Linked DNA regions of Homo sapiens: regions 1 and 3 are each linked to region 2. A link is a loop called in an ENCODE intact Hi-C map of the cell type or tissue named here. Cell type or tissue: CD4-positive, alpha-beta T cell. All regions are shown on one strand. Region 1 holds the start of C17orf75 (chromosome 17 open reading frame 75). Region 2 holds the start of MYO1D (myosin ID). Region 3 holds the start of PSMD11 (proteasome 26S subunit, non-ATPase 11).

The links. Hi-C counts contacts between places; a loop is a spot of excess contacts. Peaks named below come from ENCODE experiments on the same cell type or tissue, not always from the same donor. Only the 100,000 strongest peaks of a DNase experiment are listed, where the experiment ranks them.
Region 1: it touches region 2 in a loop (7-fold over the local background); 6 of 110 quality-filtered maps call a loop at or near these places.
Region 3: a loop joins it to region 2, with 6 times the contacts of the local background. A loop is called at or near these places in 8 of 110 quality-filtered maps.

What each region holds. Positions count from the first base shown.
Region 1 is chr17:32,337,610-32,345,609 of GRCh38, forward strand. C17orf75 (chromosome 17 open reading frame 75) reads right to left here and starts at 4,564. Exons shown (of 10, transcript NM_022344.4): 1 at 4,391-4,564; 2 at 3,595-3,675; 3 at 2,204-2,329; 4 at 599-742; 5 at 288-345. The coding sequence starts at 4,530. It also overlaps the pseudogene OOSP1P2. RefSeq lists silencers at 3,594-3,776, 4,271-4,350 and an enhancer at 4,245-5,131. In CD4-positive, alpha-beta T cell, CTCF peaks have their summits at 3,588 and 3,795; DNase peaks (open chromatin) are centred at 3,642 and 4,582; H3K4me3 peaks cover 1,446 bases; H3K27ac peaks cover 1,486 bases.
Region 2 is chr17:32,872,580-32,880,579 of GRCh38, forward strand. It overlaps MYO1D (myosin ID), which reads right to left and starts at 4,545. Exons shown (of 22, transcript NM_015194.3): 1 at 4,199-4,545. The coding sequence starts at 4,293. It overlaps MYO1D-DT (MYO1D divergent transcript), which reads left to right and starts at 4,276. Exons shown (of 4, transcript NR_184086.1): 1 at 4,276-4,314; 2 at 5,265-5,382; 3 at 5,721-6,056. RefSeq lists silencers at 3,881-4,870, 4,077-4,264. In CD4-positive, alpha-beta T cell, CTCF peaks have their summits at 4,060, 4,893 and 5,094; DNase peaks (open chromatin) are centred at 3,902, 4,142, 4,682 and 5,102; H3K4me3 peaks cover 1,640 bases; H3K27ac peaks cover 619 bases.
Region 3 is chr17:32,440,974-32,448,973 of GRCh38, forward strand. PSMD11 (proteasome 26S subunit, non-ATPase 11) reads left to right here and starts at 3,537. Exons shown (of 14, transcript NM_002815.4): 1 at 3,537-3,641; 2 at 5,972-6,073. The coding sequence starts at 3,551. RefSeq lists a silencer at 3,257-3,426 and enhancers at 3,318-3,933, 3,547-3,626. In CD4-positive, alpha-beta T cell, CTCF peaks have their summits at 3,319 (motif pointing right) and 3,518; DNase peaks (open chromatin) are centred at 3,418, 4,198 and 5,178; H3K4me3 peaks cover 2,267 bases; H3K27ac peaks cover 700 bases.

The DNA.
Region 1 (8,000 bases), 530 kb before region 2:
GTCGCTCAGGCTGGAGTGCAGTGGTGCAATCTCGGCTCACTGAAACCTCTGCCTCCCGGGTTCAAGCGATTCTCCTGCCTCAGCCTCCCAAGTAGCTGGGACTACAGGTGCCTGCCACCATGCCTGGCTAAGTTTTAGTAGAGATGAAGTTTCATCATATTGACCAGGCTGGTCTCTGACCTTGTGATCTGCCCACCTCGGCCTCCCAAAGTGCTGGGATTACAGGCGTGAGCCACTGAGCCTGGCCCCATTTCAGTCTTTAAAAACCATTAAGTCAGTCACCTTACCTCACAATTCATGTTATTTTTCAGCCCTTGAATGTACTTGTCCAATTCAAGCCTGAAAGTATGTTCTTAAGGAAGCAATAAAGGATGAATAATGAAGACAGTATTTCATCTCTCAACAAGAAATATAAAATCTCTCAAATAATGTGAGCTGCAAATGCAAACAAGCCAAGGCAAAATGGCCACATGAAGGTATGAAATTCAACTAAATACACGAGGAGTAGAAAAGCTTTTTGGAGGTTGGTAGTAATATTCTTCCACCTGCCTTCCCATGTTTTCCTTCCTGATGTTCTCAAAAACCAAAGAAAGGATATAGCTCAAGTCCTTTTTCAGACCCTCCTAAAAAACAGACCACATATTCTGAAGGGTTACGTTCAGAGTCTATCGTTACTGTTTCAGGAAGCAGTTTTTCATTTTGGAAAAGGCAGTAATAACAACCAACTCGGTAACCTGGAATTCTAGAAAAGAAAGAAAATGTAAAATGCATTATTTTGGTTACTCATGCATCTATAATTTTGTGGACTGCTCTGAATTCTGGTCATCTTGATCTGGCAACACCATTAAACTGCCCACTAACTCAGAGCTTCCCAGACTTCTCGTTGGTGTACTTGCAGCAGCAAAGAAAAATGAATGTATACCCTGGAGGGCTTTAGTTAAAGCAGCCACTAACATACATGAAATTTCTTTGAATTCTCCTGTCTTATGTGAAAAATTCACACAAATTTCACTCTAGTTCATACCCATGTTTATATTAAAAAAAAGTATGTTCTCCCCTCTCCCAAAGCTTCACAAATTGATGTTTAAGGCAGATGTGCCTGAAGGTGGCCTTATCCTTGGGAAGTGGCCTCAAACTCCTGAGGACCTGTATGCTAACTTCACGGTCTGAGTTGAACTAGAATAAAGAGGTGTAATGGAGGCCGGGCACAGTGGCTCACACCTGTAATCCCAGCACTTTGGGAGGCCAAGGCGGGTGAATCACCTGAGGTCAGGAGTTCGAGACCAGCCTGGCCAACATGGTGAAACCCCATCTCTACTAAAAATACAAAAATTAGCCGGGTATGGTGGTGCATGCCTGTAATCCCAGCTATTCGGGAGGCTGAGGCAGGAGAATTGCTTGAACCAGGGAGGCGGAGGTTGCAGTAAGCCAAGATCATGCTACTGTACTCCAGTCTGGGCAACAGAGTGAGACTCTGTCTTAAAAAAAACAAAACAAAACAAAAAAGGAGAGGTGTAATGGAAAGACAGTTGGAATTGGACTAAGAATGCTCATGTTTAAGCCTGAACTCCATCAATTTGACCAGCCTCATGACTTAAGTTTACATAAACTCTGAGTTTATTTCCTCATCTGAAAATGAAAATAAGAGAGTATCTGCTATATTTCCCCTTTGTAAGGAAAACTACATAAAAGTTTGTGAAAATACAAACTGTATACAAATTTAGTTTTAATAATCAACACTTTTCTTCTTCTAAGTACAAAACTTATTAGCCTGGGCAACATGGTAGGACCCCATTTCTAAAAAAAAAAAAAAAAAAAAATTAAAAAAATTGCTGGGCATCGTAGTGCCTGCCTGCAGTCCCAGCTACTTGGGAGGCTGAGGTGAGAGGATTGATTAAGCCCAGGAGGTCAAGGCTGCAGTGAGCTGTAATCGGGCCGCTGCACTCCAGCCTGGGCAACAAAGCAAGACCCTGTCTCAAAAAAAAATAAACTAATTAAATAAAGTGCAATTGGGTGCCAGGGTCTCTGCCATTCAATTAATTCCATTCCACAAATGTTTATGTGTGAGGCCCAGTGCTCGGGCTGCCAGAGAATAAAGACAAATTCTGCAGGTCTAGTAGGAGCTGATCTTTTGGAGTTTCTCATCACTTCTCATATTTAGTTCAGAAATAAAAACTCAGGACACAGCACATTTTGCACTTACTTTAGCTCCACAGATGCAACATTACCCAGCCCTTCAAAGACTGCACCTCTTGAAAGACGCTTAGCAATGAAACTGCGCAGCTCTGGCTCCACTTCGGATGGTAGATTAGTATCTGCCAAGGAGAGGCTTGACAAATGAAAGACACACATTCTTTACCAGTGGACTAGGGTATTCACACCCATTAAGTCAGACAGAATGGTACCAACGCCAGGGGCTCTTTTAAGGACTGGGGAAAGCTGTCCTTATGACCCCTATTGGTGAGGCTTCTAGGAATGTATGTCACTAAGTATGATCTACCTCATCAAATAGCTTAAAATATTCCTATCTTTCCAGCTCATTCTCTCCAGTACTGTGACTCCACTGGAACCCCCAATCCACTGACCCTACCTCTTTTTCAGTCTCTCAAGTTTCTCATCTCACTTCCCTCCTTATTCTGCCTTAATTCCATGGTCAGTCATTATAATCACACCCCTGCACACATTCTTATCTTTTTTATCTTTCAACTTTATTGAGGTATAATTGATGATTTAAAAATTTCAGGGCTGGGGCCGGGAGCAGTGGCTCACGCCTGTAATCTCAGCACTTTGGGAGGCCGAGGCAGGTGGACCACAAGGTCAAGAGATAGAGATCATCCTGGCTAACACAGTGAAACCCCGTCTCTACTAAAAAAAAATACAAAAAAATTAGCCGGGCGTGGTGGTGGGTGCCTGTAGTCCTAGCTACTCGGGAGGCTGAGGCAGGAGAATGGCGTGAACCCGGGAGGCAGAGCTTGCAGTGAGCTGAGATCGCACCACTGCACTCCAGACTGGGCAACAGAGGGAGACTCTGTCTCAAAAAAAAAAAAAAATTTTTCAGGGCTGGGCAAGGTGGCTCATGCCTGTAATCCCAACACTTTGCGAGGCAGAAGTGGGCGGATCACTTGAGTCCAGGAGTTCAAGACCAGCCTGGGCAACATGGTGAAACCCCATCTCTACCAGAAATACAAAAATTAGCCAGGCGTGGTGGTCAGTAGTCCCAGCTACTGGGGAGGCTGAGGTGAGAGGATCACCTGAGGCCGGGGAGGTTGACGCTGCAGCGAGCCAAAGTCATGCCACTGCACTCCAGCCTGGGCAGCAGAGCAAGACCCTGTCTCAATTTAAAAGGAAAAAGAAAAAAAAAGGATTTCTTTTTGGCTAATCACCAAGCACACTATCAGTATGTGGATTTGTTTGCCCCAGCCTTGAATGAACCAGCCAATGAGGAAATCAGGATGAGGTTCCTAGGGGATAGGAGGAATTGACGGTTTGACTCAGGGAAAGCTCAGTGGAAATAGAGTATCCACTGACATGTACAGGCCAGAGATGCAGGGAAGATGAAAGCACATGCATGAATTATGCTGAAGCTCTTTTTACCTGAAATCATCACCAGAGGGAGTTTCTGCATTTGTGCCACTTGGGCTTCCGTCCTCACTGTCCCCTCGTTGCTGTGCCAATCTACAAGCCACAAAACCAATAGTGCTATCAATTATGGGCTCTAAACCAAGAGGAGTATGGGGGCCTGGCAAGCAGGGTAAGGCAAGGAGTCAACTAAAAATGCTGCAAGGTGGAAGTGCACTGCCTATCCTCATGACAAGGAAAACCCATACAGCAGTGCTGACAAGAGCCCCTTCTCTCTCCAGGCCACTTAACGGGTGGAGGAAAGGCTAAATACCCAGAAGGTTCAAGGAAACTCCTTTAAAAACCAAACTTGACAAGGCCAAGAAGGTTCCAGGAAAGTCAGAAGGAGGAAAAAGAGGAATCAAGAACAGAGGAAAACCAGAGGGTGGGGATGGGGGTGTGTGTGACAGAAATGGGAGAAGTGGGGAGATAATGACAGAAAGGAGAGGGGACGGGAACTGAAATTATTGAGCATGCGGGGCACTGCGCTAAACAAAGGGCAGCCGCGAGAGTAAGAGGCTGGGATGATATAGGGGCAGATGAAGGGCACAGGCATGGTTGGGCCAGGCATACAAGTCCACGACGGGGGCCAGGAAGAGCAGCGGGAGGCGAGGAGCGCCCTTCAGGCCAGAGACCTTGGCTGGGAGAGGAGAAGATGGCTTTTAGGAGCGGCCGGGCCGCTGGGCCGGGGGTGGGGTGCAAGGCCGGGCGGCGGGCCGGGGGCGGGGCCGCAGGGGCGGGCGGGCTGGCAGGCCGAGCTGGGCGCCAGCACCTGCTTCCGCGATAGCTGTAAAGACAGTAGTGGCTGCTGGACGGCGGCTCGAGTCTCCGCTCCTCGGCTGAGCCTCCCTCTTCGCTGCTCTCTAGTTCCTTTTCATCTCCATCCATCGACTCCTGCAAAGAGGGGAGCATTGCGGCGGCCTCTGAGCGGCCCTGTGTCTCCGCCAAACCGCTCCCCTGCTCCCGTGCAGCCGTCGGTATCAGGGCTCGTCCGGCTCCCGGCCCTCGCACACCTGCGTTCCGCTGGTTTCCCCGGGTTCGCAGGCAAGGACTGGCCTGGAAAGGGAGTCTCTTCTCCCCACAGGGGCTGACAGGCGTACTGAGTTCGCCTTTACTGACAAGCTTTTACCATTTATTTTGAACTTATTTTCCTTTGAGACATCTGGGAAACTTTCTATGTGATAAAGGTGGCACAACTACCTAGCCACATGGAAAAGAATAAGGCTACTCGTCTGCCTCCTTGCGCGCGTGCCAGCACGCACAGACACCCGTTTGATCAAAAAGTTAAGAATTTAAAATGAATTTTGTTAAAGTGAAAATATGGGATAATTTTGTTAATTCTTGAAGAGGGTCTTTCCAAACATAACAAAACACTTAGAAGTCATACAGGAAAACGTTTAAAAAAATGACTACGTAAAAACTAAAAGGCCGGGCACGGTGGCTCACGCCTGTAATTCCAGTGCTTTGGGAGACCGACGCAGGCGGATCACTTGAGGTCAGAAGTTCAAGACCAGCCTGGGCAACATGGTGAAACTGTGTCTCTACTAAAAGTACAAAAAAATTAGCCACGTGTGGTGGTTCACGCCTGTAATGCCAGCTACCCTTCCAGTCTCTGCCCATTACCCAGTTCTAACACCAATTCACATTTTCAGGTGTTTGTTTCTGCAACACCCCATTCTCTGGTACCAGTTTTCTGTCTCAGTCCATTTTATGATGCTATAAAAGGATACCAAAGACTGGGCAATTTATAATTAGCTCTTAAAGGCCCCACTTCTTAATAGTCTTACAATGGCAATTACATTTCAACATGAATTTGGGAGTGGACAAACACTCAAACCATAGCGCCACGTGAAGGAGGAGGCAGACTGGAGTGATGTATCTACAAACCAAGGAATGTCAAGGATTGATGGTCATCACCAGAAGCTAGGAGAGGACATGGAACAGATTCTCCCCTAGAGGCTTCAAGAGAGTATGTCCCCACCAGCACCTCCATGTCAACTTCCAGCCTCCAGAACTGTGAAATAATACATTTCCATTGTTTTAAGCCACCGTGTGTGTGTGCATGCGTGTGTTTTGTGTTTTTTTTTTTTATTTTTAGTAGTGCAAACTTTATTCATAAATAAAACTTCATAAAGTTAAAAGCAGGGGCAGTTCCTATTTTTAAAAAGGAATAGTGGAAGGCAACCTGCCATTTCATTTAAAATTACAAGTTAGGTTTTTCAGATGGATAACAGTTGAGATCGTTAAATCCCCTTCCTGCTTCTCAGATTTTCACAAAATAGCACATTAAATCCTCAGTCCTAAGCAATTATGGCAGAGATTCCAAATTGCCTCTCCATATCAAAGTGGATAGCACAGTTTCTTCTCTTGCAATAAAGGTACTCATTTGATGAACAAGTGAGTATAGCAGTCAGATTCTTAAAAGATTGTATTGCAGAAGTTACTGCCATGTCTTCATTCGCAATGGGTATCCTCACCTCTATCTCCCATTCAGTAACATTGTCAGTTTCCTTATCTCTCATTTCAACTACATTTAAAAGAGGATTCTGATTGCGGACAACACATGACAGAGGCATTTCAGATCGGCAGTAGTCTCTTGAGATATACTTGATTTTAGTTTTAAGCAGAAGAACTTCCTGGAGAGGTTGAGTTACCACAGTCATGAGGATGGTAGAAAAACTCATAGTAGATATTTGGCAAAACTAGGTTACAAGGCAGCCATCTCCTAGAAACACTTCATCGGGGTTCATATACAAATTGTGAAATATCGTGGGTTTAATCCTGGCACAGAACCAAAACTGGGTGCATTGTACTTGAATAGCCGACCAGTCCCCAGCACAGGTCCATATCAAGGAATTGAGAAAAAAGAGCCCATTTAACCGCAAAATGGTCTTCATTTGCCCAGACTGAAAGCCAAATCTCACTCAGGAAACAGCTGTATTTTTATTTTTTATAGAGACAGTGTATCACTTTGTTGCTCAGGCTGGTCTTGAACTCCTGGGCTCAAGTGATCCTTCTGCCCCATCCTCCCGAAGTGCTGACATTACAGGTGTGAGCCACCATGCCCAGGTGGTACGTGTTATAGCAGCCATAAGAAACTAATACAGTGGCTGGGTGTGGTGGCTCACGCCTGTAATCCCAGCACTTTGGGAGGCCGAGGCAGGCGGATCACAAGGTCAGGAGATCGAGACCATCCTGGCTAATACGGTGAAACCCCATCTCTACTAAAAATACAAAAAATTAGCCCAGTGAGGTGGTGGGCACCTGTAGTCCCAGCTAGTTGGGAGGCTGAGGCAGGAGAATGGCATGAACCTGGGAGGCAGAGTGCACTCCAGCCTGGGCCATAGAGCCAGACTCTGTCTCAAAAAAAAAAAAAAAAAGAAAGAAAGAAACTAATACGGCCGGGCGTGGTGACTCACACCTGTAATCCCAGCACTTTGGGAGGCCGAGGTGGGTGGATCACTAGGTCAGGAGTTTGAAGCCAGCCTGGCCAATATGGTGAAATCCCATCTCTACTGAAAATACAAAAGTTAGCCTGGCATGGTGGCACACACCTGTAGTCACAGCTACTCAGGAGGCTGAGGCAGAAGACTCACTTGAACCCGGGAGGCAGAGGTTGCAGTGAGCCGAAATCATGCCACTGCACTCCAGCCTGGGTGACAGAGTGAGACTCTGTCTCAAAAAAAAATAAATAAAAATAAAAAAAGAAAGAAAGGAAGTAATAGAGTCCCCCCCAACAACCCTTTCTTCTATTCTTATCTGGATTTCTTCACATTCTTCCCTGTTAATCCCATTTTTTCTAGATTATGGTTTATTCTCTTGATTTGCTCAAGTACTGCCTCCAATATTAGCCAAGAAAGGGTATATATAAAATAATTTTTAAGCTCTTGCATGTCTGAAAATATATCCTCACGTCTTTATTGTATTTTCACATTTGATTGGATATTCCTTAGAAATAGAATTTTAGGGGCCAGGCATGGTGGCACACACCTGTAATCCCAGCACTTTGGGAGGCTGAGGCAGGCGGATCACAAGGTCAGGAGTTCGAGACCAGCCTGGCCAACATGGTGAAACCCCGTCTCTATTAAAAACACAAAAATTAGCCAGGCCTGGTGGTGCACGCCTGTGATCCCAGCTACTCAGAAGGCTGAGGCAGAAGAATCACTTGAACCTGGGAGGCAGAGGTTGCAGTGAGCCAAGATCATGCCACTGCTCTCCAGCCTGGGCAACAGAGTAAGACTCCATCTCAGGGGGGAAAAAAGAAATAGAATTTTAGATTGATATGATTGGACATCGAATTCTAGGTTGAAAAGAATTCCCCTGGCCGGGCGCGGTGGCTCACACCTGTAATCCCAGCACTTTGGAAGGCTGAGGCAGGCAGA
Region 2 (8,000 bases):
TTTGTTATAAAGCAAGAAATATAAGTTGAAGCTCCTTCTCAGATATCCTAACTCGCAGTAATCCACATCACTCTTTTACTCTTGCCCCATCCAGACACACATCTAGGTCAATTTTTTTTTTTTTTTTTGAGACGGAGTCTCGCTCTGTCACCCAGGCCGGACTGCGGACTGCAGTGGCGCAATCTCGGCTCACTGCAAGCTCCGCTTCCCGGGTTCACGCCATTCTCCTGCCTCAGCCTCCCGAGTAGCTGGGACTACAGGCGCCCGCCACCGCGCCCGGCTAATTTTTTGTATTTTTAGTAGAGACAGGGTTTCACCTTGTTAGCCAGGATGGTCTGGATCTCCTGACCTCATGATCCACCTGCCTCGGCCTCCCAAAGTGCTGGGATTACAGGCGTGAGCCACCGCGCCCGGCCTAGGTCAATTTTTAAAAGTAAAAATGGTAGGAGAAAGTTGCATCAATTGTGGCAGTTGTCTAAAAATCAAGCTTTAGCTCCAAGAGGGAAAAAGAAGGCCAGATTAATAGCAAAACAAGAAGATAATTCTAAAAGGACAATGCCACATAAGCTTTTAAAAAAAAAAGTAACAAGCATTTTTCCCTCTCTACAAAAAAATGTTGTCATGAAGGAATGTACTCTGTACCCAGCATTATGCTAGGTGCTGCTGTTGAGAAAACACAGACCCATGAAGCACCTGCAGCCTTGAGTGCTTGACTATTACATGACTTAAAGGAAGGAAGCAGGCCTTGCAGAAGAGCCAGGTGGGAAGGGAGGACAGGACATTCCAGACTGGGGAGTAAGAGCAGGAACTACAGCTTGGGAGGGCAGGAGTCATGAGGTACAAGCACACATGGGAATTTCACTCACACATCCATATATACCAATGGACCAAACACGCTCAATTTCAGCTATATACAACCAGAAATATGTGCCCAACCACCAATATTCCAGGAGACAAAAACACTTCAACATCACAGAACAGCACCTGGATTACGCAGTGGTGGGTTTCTGGTCACCTTCTGCAAAGTGAAAGGAAAGAGAGGACTGTTTTCTGTCTGGGTCAGAATTTATAGTTTCAGAGGAGGGTAAGGGTGCTACCCTTTGCTGGCACTGTGTTTATGGCTACAGGGAACCAACTATTTTAATGTATAAGTAAGTCATGAACAATCACTGATCTGTACAATGAGAACCACAGCCAGTTCTCAGAGTCATCAAGGACACACAGATGAGATACATACAAATACATATACATCTGTACACCCAGGATTTTGAATGATGTGGAGATTGGGTATAAAGGTAGACCTAAAAACCTGGGCCTTAGCCAATGGCCATATGGAGAGCTGGTGATTCCTCCCACCTCTCCACAACACCAACCCCTTCCCTTCCAAACAACTTAACTTATTCACTGTCACCCAGAGTCAGCTTTCATGCCGCCAACCCCTGCTCATGCTGCTTAATCCACCTGGAATGCTCTCCAGCCACGAGTCCACCTTTACAAATCCTACCCATCCTTTGGAACTCAGCTCAACTCCTCTCTTCCTCTATAAGGTGTTTTGGAGTCAACCTAAGGTATCTCTCTCTCTTCTGAACTTCCAGAACAATTTCTATAATTACTTGACAAATAATCACCTAAGCTTTATAAGGCTTTTATCTTCTCTTTCTTTTCCTTTCTTTTTTTCTTTTCTCTCCTTCCTTCCCTTCCTTCCTCTTTATCTGTCTCTGTCTCTCTCTCTCTCTTTGTGTCTCTGTCTCTCTCTGTTTTCTTTCTTCTTTTTCTTCTAAGAGACAGGGTCGTGCTCTATTACACAGGCTGGAGTACAGTGGTGTGATCATAGCTCACGGCAGCTTTGAACTCCTGGGCTCAAGCAATCCTTCTGTCTCAGCCTCCTGATGTTGTTTTCTTGAACTATTCTTTAAATCAATAGAAAATTCCACCTTTCTCCAGGTCTTCATTGAGATGTCACCTCTTCGAGAGGTAAGCAGCACATCTTGTAGTTCTTTGGATACTCCTAGCTTATCTCCTAGAGTACCTTGCACACAGTAGAATTAAATTGCAGCATTCGGCCGGGCATGGTGGCTCACACCTATAATCCTAGTGCTTTGGGAGGCCAAGATGGGAGGATTGCTTGAGGCCAGGAATTCAAGAACAGTCTGCTCAACATAGCAACTCTAAGGGCCCATCTCTAAAAAATATAAATATAAATATAAATAAATTGCAGCATTCTCTTCTGTACACATAGGAGTTGTTAGGCTCACCTTAGTAATCTATTTTGAGATTCAAACTTCACACTTAAGAGACTTAATGCTTTAAAAAAAAAAGCAGAAATTCTAAGTGCCTTCCCTCAATTTACTTTTTAAAAACCACAAGAGTTTTAATTCTATTACAGAGGAGTAGTCCTACAAACTAATGTAGCCCTGTTAGACTCTATGCCTTCAATTTCAAATTCTGAAAATTCTGCAAAAGCTCTGGCTAAGCCCATGTATTTGCTGGAGGTGAAAGATGGAGGTTAAAATGAAAGGCTTCATATTCAACTGTTACTACATGGTCTTGTATACAGTATGTACATAATAAATGTACCAATGTCTGAAAAACTGAAATGATTATAACTGAGAGTGACAAAATTATAAAGGCATTTCTCAAAGCACACAACTTATTTCCTGTGGGGGAGAGGAGTAGAATCTCTTAATTTAAAACAACCTTAATCTATGAAATTGCTATGTAACTTACCCCTTTATCTATTTTATGTGCACTTGGGAAAACTTAAAACAGTTTTACTAATATGGATTTGCCAGGCACTAATCTTTGAAGTATGTATACACATATTATTAATAATTCATTTAACCCTCAGGACAACCCCAATCCTACAGACGGGAAGACTGAGGCACAGAGAGGTTAAGTAACTTGCTCAAAGATCACAGCAAGAATGCAGTGGAACTAGAATTTGAATCTCAACAGTCTGACTCTTAATCACTATGATAATGGGTATTGGTTATAGCTGATGTAGAGGTATATCATTTTGATTAATATTTGGGGTGATTTCTATAAAAGTTGTACATCCAAACCTTGATCAGAAATGTAACATCCTATCATTATGCTGGTATGTAATCAACCTGATTGACCCCTGTCAACTGGATTGACAGGGGTAGTTAATAATGAAATTAGGGTTAAGCACCCAAGCCTAGATTATGACTTTCACTTTATAAGCTTAAGGAATGATGTTTAGCTATAAACCTTAGAAGAAATGCAGCCAAAGCTTGCAGGGAAACATACACACGCACACCAAAACTCAGCTATTTTGAAATTCCACTTACTTTAATGTTTAAGTCAAACTACTTTAAAACTGTTTACATATTACTCTATCAAGGGTGAAATAATCGCATGTAAAGGGCTTTCTAAAACAAATCCACATCTTGGAAGCCCATTTTGGGGCGTTGAGTTGTGACTACGTTCTCAAGGATGTTAATAACACAAGAGCTCCATCCACTAACTCCTTGAAAAAAACCAAAACCATGAACGTCTTGTCAAATTCAGACAGTTTATCTTGGCACTGGCAAGTACAGCAGTCTCTTCGATGTCTGGAAACGTGTCTAATTACGTTTAGAGAGTAACTAAAAAAATAGCCAGTGTCCCGGAACAGACAGCTCAGGGATCACTCCATAGCATCCTGAATGACAGGATGGAACTACGCCAGGAGGAAAAAAAAAAGAAGGGCGAAGAAAGAAAGAAAAGAAGCAAGTGTAAAGCCGGGATGAGACGCCAGCCTCTCTCCAAAATAATCCTCCAGTCCTCCTAGGGCCTTCGGGGCCACCGCAACTCTCGTTCAAGTTATTTCCCTTCAGTTTCCATGAGGTCACCGGCCCGCCCACATCCCTCACCTGGCGCGGGGAAGCGCGCCCTCCCGCGCGGCACACCCTCTGCACCTAAACCCCGGACAGCGCCCAGGGCTCCCCTCTCAGGGAAGCGCGGCCCTTGAGCTCGACACGCCCCCCGCACCCCAAAGCGGCCGCACCCCAGGGGCGTCCGCTCTCGGGAAAGCGCAGCCGCGGAGCTTGGCAGACCCCCGGACACCGCAGCCCGGCCGCGCCTCCATCCCTGGAGCTTGGGCGCTCCCGACACCCCGGATCCGGCCGCGCCCCGAGGCGCCCCCTCTCGGGAAAGCGCAGCCTCGCGCCCCTGCGCGCGGCCGCTCCGCCCTCACCTGAGCCTGAGGTTGGCCATGAACTCGGGCATGGAGACGGTGTCCATCAGCACGAAGTCTGCCTTGCCGAATTCCAGGCTCTCCTGCTCCGCCATGGCGCCAGCGCGGGGGCTCAGGTGGGCGCGCTCGGGCCTCCGGGGCCGCTCCGTGGGCCCGCGATGAGCTCGGGAGGGGCCGGGGCGAGGCCGCGCCGCGAGGCTACGGGGAGGGGGCGCGCACGCCGCTCGGCGGGTCCGGGCCGGACAGAGGCCGCCTCGCTGCTCCTCGGCGCCTTCTCGGCCGGCGCGGCTCCGAACGGGACGCACCCGACAGTTTCCGCTCCTCCCGCCGCGGCTGCCGGGCGCTGTAGGGGCCGGGACACCGAGACGGAGACGGCAGCGGCTGGTCCCGCCTCCAGCCTGGGGCTCGTCCCGGCTCCGCCCCGCCCGGGCCTCCCGGCTCCGCCCCTCCCGGCCCACTGAGGAGCCCGCCCCAGCCGCGGCCCTGGCCGCCGCCTCTTCACCTGGGCGGCGCGCACGCGCGGGTGGGCGGCGGGGACGCGCGCTGGGCCGGGCGGCGGCAGCTGGGTGGCAGCGCCCCCTGGGGACAGGCGCTGGGATCTCAGGCGGCCAAGAGGATGGCCGCCTGCCGCCCACACTTGGTAGCTGCCAACAAAGTTAGAAAAGTAGTTCGTGGAGCTTTTCGCGAGGACAATTCATTATGATTCTGTCACCCTGCTCCAAAACCCACTCCCGCCTCTCTACTCACACCCTGCCCATTCTTGAAGTGGTGGTTCAAGCACAGACTGAGAGGTAATAATAATGGCTAACATTTTTGGGGCACCAAAAATGCCCAGAGCTGTTCTCAGCGCCTTAGAGAACTTTTAAGAAACTTGCCATACGACTAGGAAGTGGAGCAGCTGCGGTTTCACGCAGGTCATTTGACTTAGGAGCCGCAGCGTTCAACCACGTCTGACTACCTCCATTCTTCAGTGGCCCATTTTCTCTTCCACTCATCCGAGCATGTCATCAGACATTACCTTATATGATTATTAAGTTTTTAATATATCTTTGTATCATCTCTCCAGGATTATTGCGGATGTCTTGAGCATGGGACCATTCTTTTTGCATCCACCAAATAACTATTGTACTACTTTGCATATATAAATATGAAATCCATACTGGTTCAGTGGAATGAAGTGAGTTGTAAGTAGTCTCCAATTTATTGATACATTGGTTGAGCTTGGAAAATTCTTTTTGAACTCAATGTATTTTCCCAAAGAAAATATACTACAAATGACTTTCTTTCTTTTTTTTTTTTTTTTCTTTTTCTGGAGACAAATTCTCCCTCTGTCACCCAGGCTGGAGTGCAGTGGTGCAATCACAGCTCACTGCAACCTCAAACTCCTGGGCTCAAGCAATCCTCCAGCCTCAGCCTCCTGAGCAGCTGGGACTACAGGTGTATGACACCATGCCCAGCTATTTTTTTTAAATAAATGACTTTCTAAGGTATCTACATTTATTCAGTCCTGTGTTTCTGTTAGGACATCTTCTATTACAAAATCTACGAGGAAATCTAGAGGCCTCCAAGGACCTGGCTGGGCTTCAACTCTGGCTGAGTTTGAGATGAGTAAACCAGACTGAAGGACCTTGCCCAAGGCCTGCTTCAGCTGCCAGCCACCCACACTTGCTAAGAGAAAGGAAAGGAGCTTTGTCACCTCCTGAGGGACTGCCTCTGCCATCAGAAAACCACCCCAATCCCTGGCACCAGCAGAGCTGGGTTGCATCTGACTACCGTTAGCAGCTGTCCTTCAGAAGGAGGAGATCCACCTGTCTCGATATCAGTGTCCTCATTTGTGGAATAAAAGCTCTGGAATAAGGTAGGACTGTCCTATGGTTGGGTCATTTGTGGAGGTGTCGGTCAGTGGCTAAGTAGGTTATTGCATAGGGTATGGTTGTATTCCTAATGTTTGTATTGGCATGTTTTAACATAAGCAGAACTGAACTTCAAGAAGGAAAGAAAGAAATCTCAAACTGTATGCACTTTGGAGCATCCAGGGACCACACCCCAAAACCTTTTGGTAAATTATATATGTGTGTTCCCTGAGCTCTGTAGGTGTTAAAAATTAGGGCAAAATCCCAGGTACCAGGAAAAGAAACATCACGGCTTGCAGATGATGAGAGAGTTGCAGAAATTGTACAGTGGTTAGGAGCTATGGTGGGATACAATGTGGTTTCCAAATGGCCAAAGTAAGAGATCCTCATTTTAATCAACATCTTATATAGGAACCCAACATATAAAACACATATACAACATATGCAAAGGGTATTTTATTAATTTCTTGTATAAGTCCAAATTAGTATAAAATTAGGCATTGATGCTCTCATGATGAACCCAAATCTGCTCAATGGGGCTCACTATTAGCCTCAGGATTCCAGTTTACTTTTGTATGTTGTTTTCATTGTACTGTGTCAAGCAAATTCTTGTTTGTATAACTAAGCAGTAATTTGTTACCCATACAACTTTACATTCAGCATTTCTAGGCCAATGTGCAGTTACAACATTATTAATCAATGACACACTTGAGCAAAGTTCAGGTATATGCACAGCCGGCAGGAGAGACTGAATACTCTGGTCTGCATTCAGTCAAGGTAACCTAGAGCAGATTAGCTCATTATGAATGTTCTTTGTGATAAAATTTGAATAGAAACACATTTGGAGATGCATGTTTTTGTTACAGTTTAAAATATACAAAAAATAAAACAAATAAAAGTTTATATCCCCAATCATGAGACACACAGACACCATGAGCCTCCTGATATGGTCTCCTGAAAAAGACACATATCATTTACCTGCTAAAAATACGTAAATGGAATCTAATCATGAAGAAGCATCAAACAAACTCACATTAAGGGGCATCCTACAAAACAATTGACCTGTATTCTTCAAAAATATCAATGATGTGAAAGACAAAGAGGCTGAGGCACATCACTATTAAAGGCAATGGGTGATTCTGGACTGGATCTCCAACCAGAAAAATGTAAAGGACATTGTTGGGATAATTGGTGAAATTCAAATATAGACGCGATGTTAGATAGTAGGATAGTATCAATGCTAGTTTTTCTGAACTTGATCATTTTACTGGGATTCTGCAAGATAATGTCCTTGTTTCTAGCAGGTATCTGCTAAAGTATTTAGGAGTAAAATGATGTCTCGAACTGTTTGGCAAGAATAATAAAAATAATAAGATGAGGAGGTGGAAGGAGGGCGTGCATATATATTGGTAGACATATAAATGATTAAAGCAAATGATGCAAAATACTAACAAGTGGTAAAGTCATTAAAAATATATGGGACTTTTGAGGGGATTTTCTTTTGTACTATCCTCACAACTTTTCTGTAACTTTGCAATTAGTTTGAAATTTATTCATTTATTTTGAGACGGAGTCTTGCTCTGCCGCCCAGGCTGAAGTGCAGTGACACGATCTCGGCTCACTGCAACCTCCGCCTCCCGGGTTCAAGCGAGTCTCCTGCCTCAGCCTCCTGAGTAGCTGGGACTACAGGTGCATGCCACCATGCCCAGCTAATTTTTGTATTTTTAGTAGAAACGGGGTTTCACCATGTTGGTCAGGCTGGTCTCAAGCTCCTGACCTCATGATCTGCCCACCTCAGCCTCCCAAAGTGCTGGGATTAGAGGTGTGAGCCACCACACTCGGCCTGAAATTTAAACTTAAAAATTAAATAGTAATCTAAAACTGTGCTAAATAAAAATTTTTAATTTAAAAATATTAAATAACACTTAGAAATCAAAGTCACATCAGAA
Region 3 (8,000 bases), 430 kb before region 2:
AAAGAAAAGGTCAGCTGAGCAAAGTGTGTAAGGGGCAAAGTGATAAGAGTCGAAGTTGGAGAAGTAGGCAGGCGCCAGATTATGCGACACTTTGTGGACCACAGTAAGGAGGATGCTAACCAGACTCTCACAAGGCCAGAGCATTAGAGATATACAGAGGAGGTACAAAGAATCTCAAAGTGGGGAAGAATGGCATAGTAAGAGGGTGAGTGTGACACTGAGAATGTCACATTTCTGAGAATGACTTTCATTTTAGTAATACTTACATTTAGGGACATTGTTAACCTGTGGATGCAATCAATGACAGGTGACTACTACACAGTAGTTTGTGATCCCTATAATATAGAGTCTCAGTATTATGTAATGAAGATGGCCTCCCAAAGTGCTGGAATTACAGGTGGTGAGCTAGATTTTATTATCCCTGTTTTGTAGATGAGAAAACCAAAGATCAGAGAAATTAAGAAACATGTTAAAGTCATCAGCTACTAAGTGGCTAGCCTAGTTGAAGGCAAATATTGGATTTTCCTTCCTTTGCCCTGGAGATGCCATGGGAAAATCTCATAAATCTCTCTCTCTCTCTCTCTTTTTTTTGAGACAGAGTCCCACTCTGTCACCCAGGCTGGAGTGCAGTGGGGTGATCTTGGCTCACTGCAACCTCCACTTCCTGGGTTCAAGAAATTCTCCTGCCTCAGCCTCCTGACTAGCTGGGATTACAGGCACACACCACCATGCCTGGCTAATTTTTTTGTACTTTCAGTAGAGACGGGGTTTTGCCATGTTGGCCAGGCTGGTCTCAAACTCCTGACCTCGTGATCCGCCCGCCTCAGCCTCCCAAAGTGCTGAGATTACAGGCATGAACCACTGCACCTGGCCCCTAAATCTCTTTTATGCCATTTATAATGATTGAAAGTCCAGTCTAGCCTAAAGCAAAACTTTAATTTCATATCTAACTTAAAGCTTTTCCCCTGTCTCTAAGTCTCAGGCAGTTGAAAATTTGTGTTTGGTCTGCAGTTTCACTCTTTTCATTCTCCACCCTCTCACTCTGCTGTTTCTGGGTTTCCTCCAGGGTGGAGGAGGTTTTGGTGAAAGCAGAGAAGTAGGAGGAATTAAAAGAGGTCAAGGTCTCTTCTCTTACATGACTGATGACGTCAGAGGCAGAGACCCAGGTGCTGGTTCTTTCTCGTTGGGAGCATTTATGTATTCTTGTGTTCTTTGGAGGATCTACCTGTGGATCTCAAGACTCCCATCAGTGACTGCCTCCTGAAGTCCACACTTCCATCAACTTATTTCTGGGTCTCCTTACACTAGCATACGGTCCTACTGAATAGGTTCCTTTAAGAAGGTCCCGGATGATCTACCTTTTCAGCATCCTCTTGGCTCATAAGAACCTTGCCATGTCAAACACAGGGAGTGGAAGCTACCCTATTGTTGCCTTTTCTCCCTGTCCTATTGTAGAGTGTGCCAGCCAGCTTCCCTAATTCAGAATTCTGCAGGCTAGAAGTGGGTGCCCATCTTCATGAATGTGCACACATGCCAAACTCCTCAAGAGACATGTCTAGTTCATCTCAAAACTTTCACCATGATGATCACACAGGGATGGGCTCATAAGTTTCCACAGTCAGCAAGACTCACTAGCTTGGGAGAAAGATCTGGCAGACACTCCTAGTCTTTTACAGTGGGGGTCCCCAACCCTGGGCCAAGGACCACTACTGGTCAGTGGCCTGTTAGGAATCAGGCCTCACAGCAGGAGGTGAGCGGCTGGGGAGCCAGCATTACTGCCTGAGCTCCGCCCCCTGTCAGATCAGCTGCAGCATTATATTCTCATAGGAGGCAAACCCTATTGTGAACTGAGCATGCCAGGGATTTAGGTTGCCTGCTCCTTATGAGAATCTAATGCCTGATGATCTGAGGTGGAACGGTTTCATCCCAAAACCATCCCCCCTCCTCACATCCGTGGAAAAATTGTCTTCCACAAAACTGGTCCCTGGTGCCAAAAATGTTGGGGTCCACTGTTTTATGGTACTCCCTCTTTGTAGTGAGGCCAGCACTCTATCCTCTCCTATGATTTCTTCTAAAGCCTCCCACCTCAGCCTCCCAAGTAGCTGAGACTACAGGCGTGCGCCACCATGCCCGGATAATTTTTGTATTTTTAGTAGAGTCGGGGGTCTATGTTGCCCAGGCTAGTCTCAAACTCCTGGGCTCAAGCGATATGCCCACCTCGCCCTCCCAAAGTGCTGGGATTACAGGCATGAGCCACCGCGCCTTGCTAGAAGCCATTTAATCCAACTCTCCATCAAAGTCATGAATCCTGTTTACAACAACCTGATGAGATGTCAACTACTTTTCACGTGAACACACCCAGGAATTAGGAAGGCATTCCCTAACCGGCAGCTCTTATCTCTCCCAATCACGATTTGAGCTTCACCAAATAACTCAAACCCCTGTTTCCTCACATATTAAAGGGGAGTAAATATCTGCTTTACAGAACATTGTTGGGAGAATAAAAGGAGATAGAGGAATATAAATGGCCTAATCCACTTACAGAGGAGGGTGTGCAATGTTAGTCCCCTTTTTGCCTCCTTTTATGGGACAGCACATTCCATTTTTGGATCGTCATCACCTAGAGAAAGGTCTTCCTTAATACTGAATTGTCTTTGTATCCTTTTAGCACCTTTCTTAAGTTTAACCCTAAGTGGTCTCATAGAATGTCATTTTTCCGTCCACACGACGTCTTCACTGATATCTGTGACTTTAGTTGAAGGGGCTGAAGATATTGGGAAGAATAATTCAATTTTTTCCTTCCTCCGTCCCTCCCTCCCTCCCTTCCTTCCTTCCTTTTTTTTTTTTTTTCTTTGAGCTGGGGAGCTGGGTGAGGCTTCTGTGGATTCCCAAGAGGTATTTGTGGCGTGAATGGAGCAAAGGTGATGTTTCACTTCATCACGTCCAGCACTGTCCCAAGGTTAAATGGGCGCGTGAGGACAGTTTTCTCCGGTCCTGGCGGGTTTGCCCACCTGCCGGCCAGCGTTCTGCGGGAGTCAAGCCTGGAAAGCGTGTGTGCGGCGCACAGGCGTCAGACACTGGAACGCATTCGAATGGTGCTATTCTTTGCCACATAGCGAGCACTTTATAAGGTCACTTATCGTCCCGAATGAATGGTTAAATCGTGGAAGCCGCAAAGAAAGCCACGCAGCTTTGACTCAATACCTAGCCCAGTACTCAGGAACCCCTCTCAGGGGTGCGCGAGCGGGGCCGGAATCAAGAAGCCTCTTTTGGGGTGGGCGGGGACCGATCTAGAGCTCCCACTGCGGGGCACCGCCTCTTTTCCTCGCCGGCCGCCCGCTAGGAGGCGCTGGGGAGCTTGCAGCCCACCTGCGAGGCGGTCCCGCTCTCCCCACCCCTCAGCCCGCGCCCGGCGGAGAGACTACAACTCCCGGAGTGCTCTGGGAACGGAGCCACGGGAGCTACAGGCGGAGGGACCCGAGGGCGGGCTTTCCGGGTGTGTGTTTCCGGCGTCGGCGGCCGCGGCCGGGGACGGTGTGAGAGCGGTAAGATGGCGGCGGCGGCGGTGGTGGAGTTCCAGAGAGCCCAGTCTCTACTCAGCACCGACCGGGAGGCCTCCATCGACATCCTCCACTCCATCGGTAAAGGTCGCCGCGCCGCCTCCCCGGCCCCGCCGGCCCAGCTCGGCTTATGTCGGTCGGCGGCAGCGGAGAGGGGCCCGGCTAGCCGGCTCTGATGCTGCTGACTCACTGTGTGAGGGGGGCCGGGCCGGGGGCGCAGGCCGCTCGGAGCTCCCCAGAGCCTCCCAGGTCTCACTCTTGTGGGAGGGCTTGAGGCAATCCCCGGGTCCCCTCGCCGGCTGCTGACTCACGGGGGGCTCAGCGTAGGGTGGGAGAGTGGGCCGAGCCGGGCCCCCGGGGATCCCTCCCTAGCCATGTCCCCGGCTCTGGCCCGCACGAGCTGGTCTGGGACCCGGAGCAGTGCCGGCCGGCGTGCTTGTCACGGACTGGTCCTAGAGTCTCTACTTGAAAGGCCTTGGCGAAACCAGCTCTGGACAGGCATTTCCCGCCGTTGTAATCAGCACAGCCTGCTCCGGGTGGGAGCGCGAGCGCTTGCTCTTCTCTGGGAGTTTCCTTCCACGGGACGCTGGGAGCTGCTACTCCTCAGCCCCACGGCAGAAAGCTCCACTAAGAGGAGGGTCTCTTTCAGAATGTGGGAAATTCAGGGGTGACACACACCTCAGATTGGCATTTGGTTTGTGGAGGTGGCCGAGACGCTCATCTGCTCTGTGTAGGGTGTAAGAGTGAGGTGTTGGAGCGGGACCGCCTGGCTAGAGGAGGTGACTAATCTTTCCAGACTGCCTGTAGGGGTTGGAAGTGAGTTAAGGGAGTTAGTTGTCAGCCGCGGAGTTCAGGGAATTCTTTGGAACGGGTCGGCTGCATGTTGCCGGAAAAATTAAAATTTCTTAACGCTGTAATAACGATGGTCTTACACCTACACACAACAGGAAAACTGAAATGGGAATCCCAGCCAGTCGCTTCCGGCAGCTTTCTGTTGGGATTCAAGTGTGAACAGAAATTTATTACGACAGAAGAAGACGTTAATGTTCACTCATAAAGGATTCAATTAGGGCTTGGACTAGCTCTTCACTGCACATGTAATGGCATCTTTGTAGTGTAGTTTGGGAAGATCTGAATTGGCTCAACAAGTAGTATGAGAATGCACCTGTATGTGGGACTTGCAAGATGTTGGCATTTGACTTAGTGTGTTGAATTTTGGTATTCCAGACCTGCACGGAGAAAGGACAATGACAAGATCTTGATACTTTATCATTGGGGATACTAGAGAAGGAGAGGAAGTGGGCGTCAAGGTGTATCTTTGAATGATATTGGTAAAAGGTGTTTCATTTTAAAAGTTCTGATCTTAGGTCAGTTACTTCTACGGAACCAGAGTCATCTCAATCACCGTTACATGGATATTTTATTCTGAGTACACACTATTATTTAGAACTAATGTGAGGAGCATGAATTTTAATAGTCTGTGTCTAGTGTCTAATATTTTTTCTTTCATAAAGTAGAAATTACGTCAAATATTACAATTAGAGTATTTCCTGTTGGCCCACTATTCTAGGGGAGAGTTCCCTGAAAGCTTCACTGTTAGAGCAAGCTTGAGTCATGGTGGTTGACGGCCTTACTTTTTCTGGACTCCATCATGGTTTTTGTCAAGTCATGATGCTTTGTAAGAGTAGTAGTAACTAGTGATGATCACTACAAACTTGGAGAGGCTATTCCATGTTTGAATGTTAAAATAGTTATTAACTGTTGAAAATAGGACAGATAGCACAAAGTTATTTTAACAGACCTCAATGCATTAAAAAGCAGCAGTCTCCCCTAAGTGTAGCTGTGCAGGATCTGGGGCTTTGATAGAGTTGTTTTTCTTGAATGGCTTTATAGACCTGCTTATCCCTAACACACCCATCAGCTGAGGCTTTGCACAGACCTAAAGTTTATTGAAACGCTTTTGACTTACAGGCATCAGTAACTTGGTCAATTGATTTTAGTTTGTGGCATAAACGCACAGGCATGTTTAATATCTTCCCATAAAATAGTGACTGGAACAGATCTTGGCACCATAAGTATGAAGGATTTGTTTTGTTTTAATTTCACTTTAACCAAGTGACCACAACAGAAACTTAGTGTATGTAGGTAAGCAAAATTCTGCTGGGTAGAATGAAAAGGCACATTTAAAATCAAAGAGAAGAATCCTTTTTTTATGATTTACATGGAGCATATTCTACGTATATATGATCTTTTTTTTTTCCTGGCTTAGAGTTTTTTTTTTTTTTTTAACTCTAGAATTTGTCTTTTGGTAAATATGTTTGAGTTTGTAATGGATCTTATGAGGGTGAAATTTCCCTCAGTCTTCATTTTTTGGTCAGAATTTTAAGAGGGTTTGCATTTTCCTCTCCCAGTGAAGCGTGACATTCAGGAAAACGATGAAGAGGCAGTGCAAGTCAAAGAGCAGAGCATCCTGGAACTGGGATCTCTCCTGGCAAAGACTGGACAAGCTGCAGGTAAGTGCTACACATGGATTGTATCTGAAATGCTCAGTGAAATTCCTGTCTTTTGTTGGAGTGAAGAATCATGGGACTGATCCACAAACTGAATTCAGCTTTATTTTCTTGGCAACTTGTTGAGCTTCAGTTTTTTAGCAGGCAATTAAGTGGCCTTTAAACTCACTTCTTTCCTGGTAGTTTAGTTTTGCAAATGAGAGACAATCTTATTTTTGTTGGGATATAGTGATTTCTGATTTGTTTCTGGTTTTTGAATTCTCACTGTATTCCCTTACATAGAGGCAGCAACAGTCTTCAATAATTTCACTGAGCAACTCTGATGTATTTAAGATAGATAACAACTTTAAGCGCCTGATTTAAAAATGACAAAGGATTTTGTATCCAAGTGACTCACTGTCATTTTTTTTTGATAGATTCAGAATGAGAATGAATAAGACATTAAATGGAGCCTTCCCAAGACTTCTGCATTCATACCTAGGACTTTGTGCACATCATTGCTCAAACATTCTAGTTGTAATTGAACCATTGACTGATTAGATTTGACATAATATTCTGATGATGGGTGTGTCCTTGGAATGAGAAGGGAGTCCTTTTGATCAGGAAGGACCTTTTACCAGTAAAGTGGTAATAGTATTTAGAGAGAAGTCTGTTTAAACTTAAATGGGTGATTTTTGTCAAGTTTAAAGTGAATTTAGAGCTTATTTGATTAGATTGGATTAAGATCTGGTAAGTGACCTCATGAATTATTTTCCCTAAAATTATGTTGTTCAAGAGAATGATGGGGGTTAGTTAGCACAACTTCTTCAACTTGAGAACTAAAGATTTTTTTTTTCTTTTTCTTTTTTTTTTTTTGAGACGGGGTCTTGCTGTGTCACCCGGGTTGGAGTGCAGTGGTGCGATCTTGGCTCACTGCAACCTCCGCCTCCTGGGTTCAAGCGATTCTCCTTCCTCAGCCTCCGGAATAGCTGGAATTACAGGCACGCGCCACCAAGCCTGGCTAATTTTTGTATTTTTAATAGAGACGAGGTTTCACTGTGTTGATCAGGCTGGTCTTGAACTCCTGACCTCATGGTCCACCCACCTCGGCCTCCGAAAGTGCTGGGATTCCAGGTGTGAGCCATTGTGCCCGGCCAGTGATTTTTTTCAATTAAAGATAACTAACTTATTAATTATTAGGCTCAGTCTATAGAGCTGAATAAAGATGTATGAAATTGTGAGGATGTGTTTACATGGGCCTTATATCTTACTTAAAACATCATTAAGTAGCTATAAAAAGAACCATCCATAATGGTTTTTGAGTGCTATGAACTTTTTTTTTTTTAATTATTATTATTTTTGAGACAGAGTTTTGCTCTTGTTGCCCAGGCTGGAGTGCAAATGGTGCGATCTCGGCTCACTGCAACCTCTGCCTCCCAGGTTCAAGCGATTCTACTATCTCAGCCTCCCGAGTAGCTGGGATTGCCAGCATGCGCCACTATGCCCGGCTAATTTTGTATTTTTTTTTTTAGTAGAGGCGAGGTTTCACCATGTTGGTCAGGCTGGTCTTGAACTCCTGACCTCAGGTGATCTACCTGCCTTGGCCTCCCAAAATGATGGGATTACAGGTGTGAGCCACTGCACCTGGCCAAGTGGTTACTCTTCTAAACACATACATGGTTTAACTTAATTGAATCCTCGAAACAACTTGAAGTAGGTTTTGTTACCATTTTACACATGAGGATACTGAGCACAGAAAAGTTAAATAACTTAACAAAGCTCATTCAACTAATAACTGGTAGACCTAGGATTTGAGCTCATGTAGTCTTACTTCAGAGCCCATATAGCCACATGACATCATGGTTATTGCTTTCCTATAACTGTCTACTTAAATGAATTATCATTGGTGGGTGGTGTCTTTTCATCTTAGGCTGACTTCCTTCCTATTTAA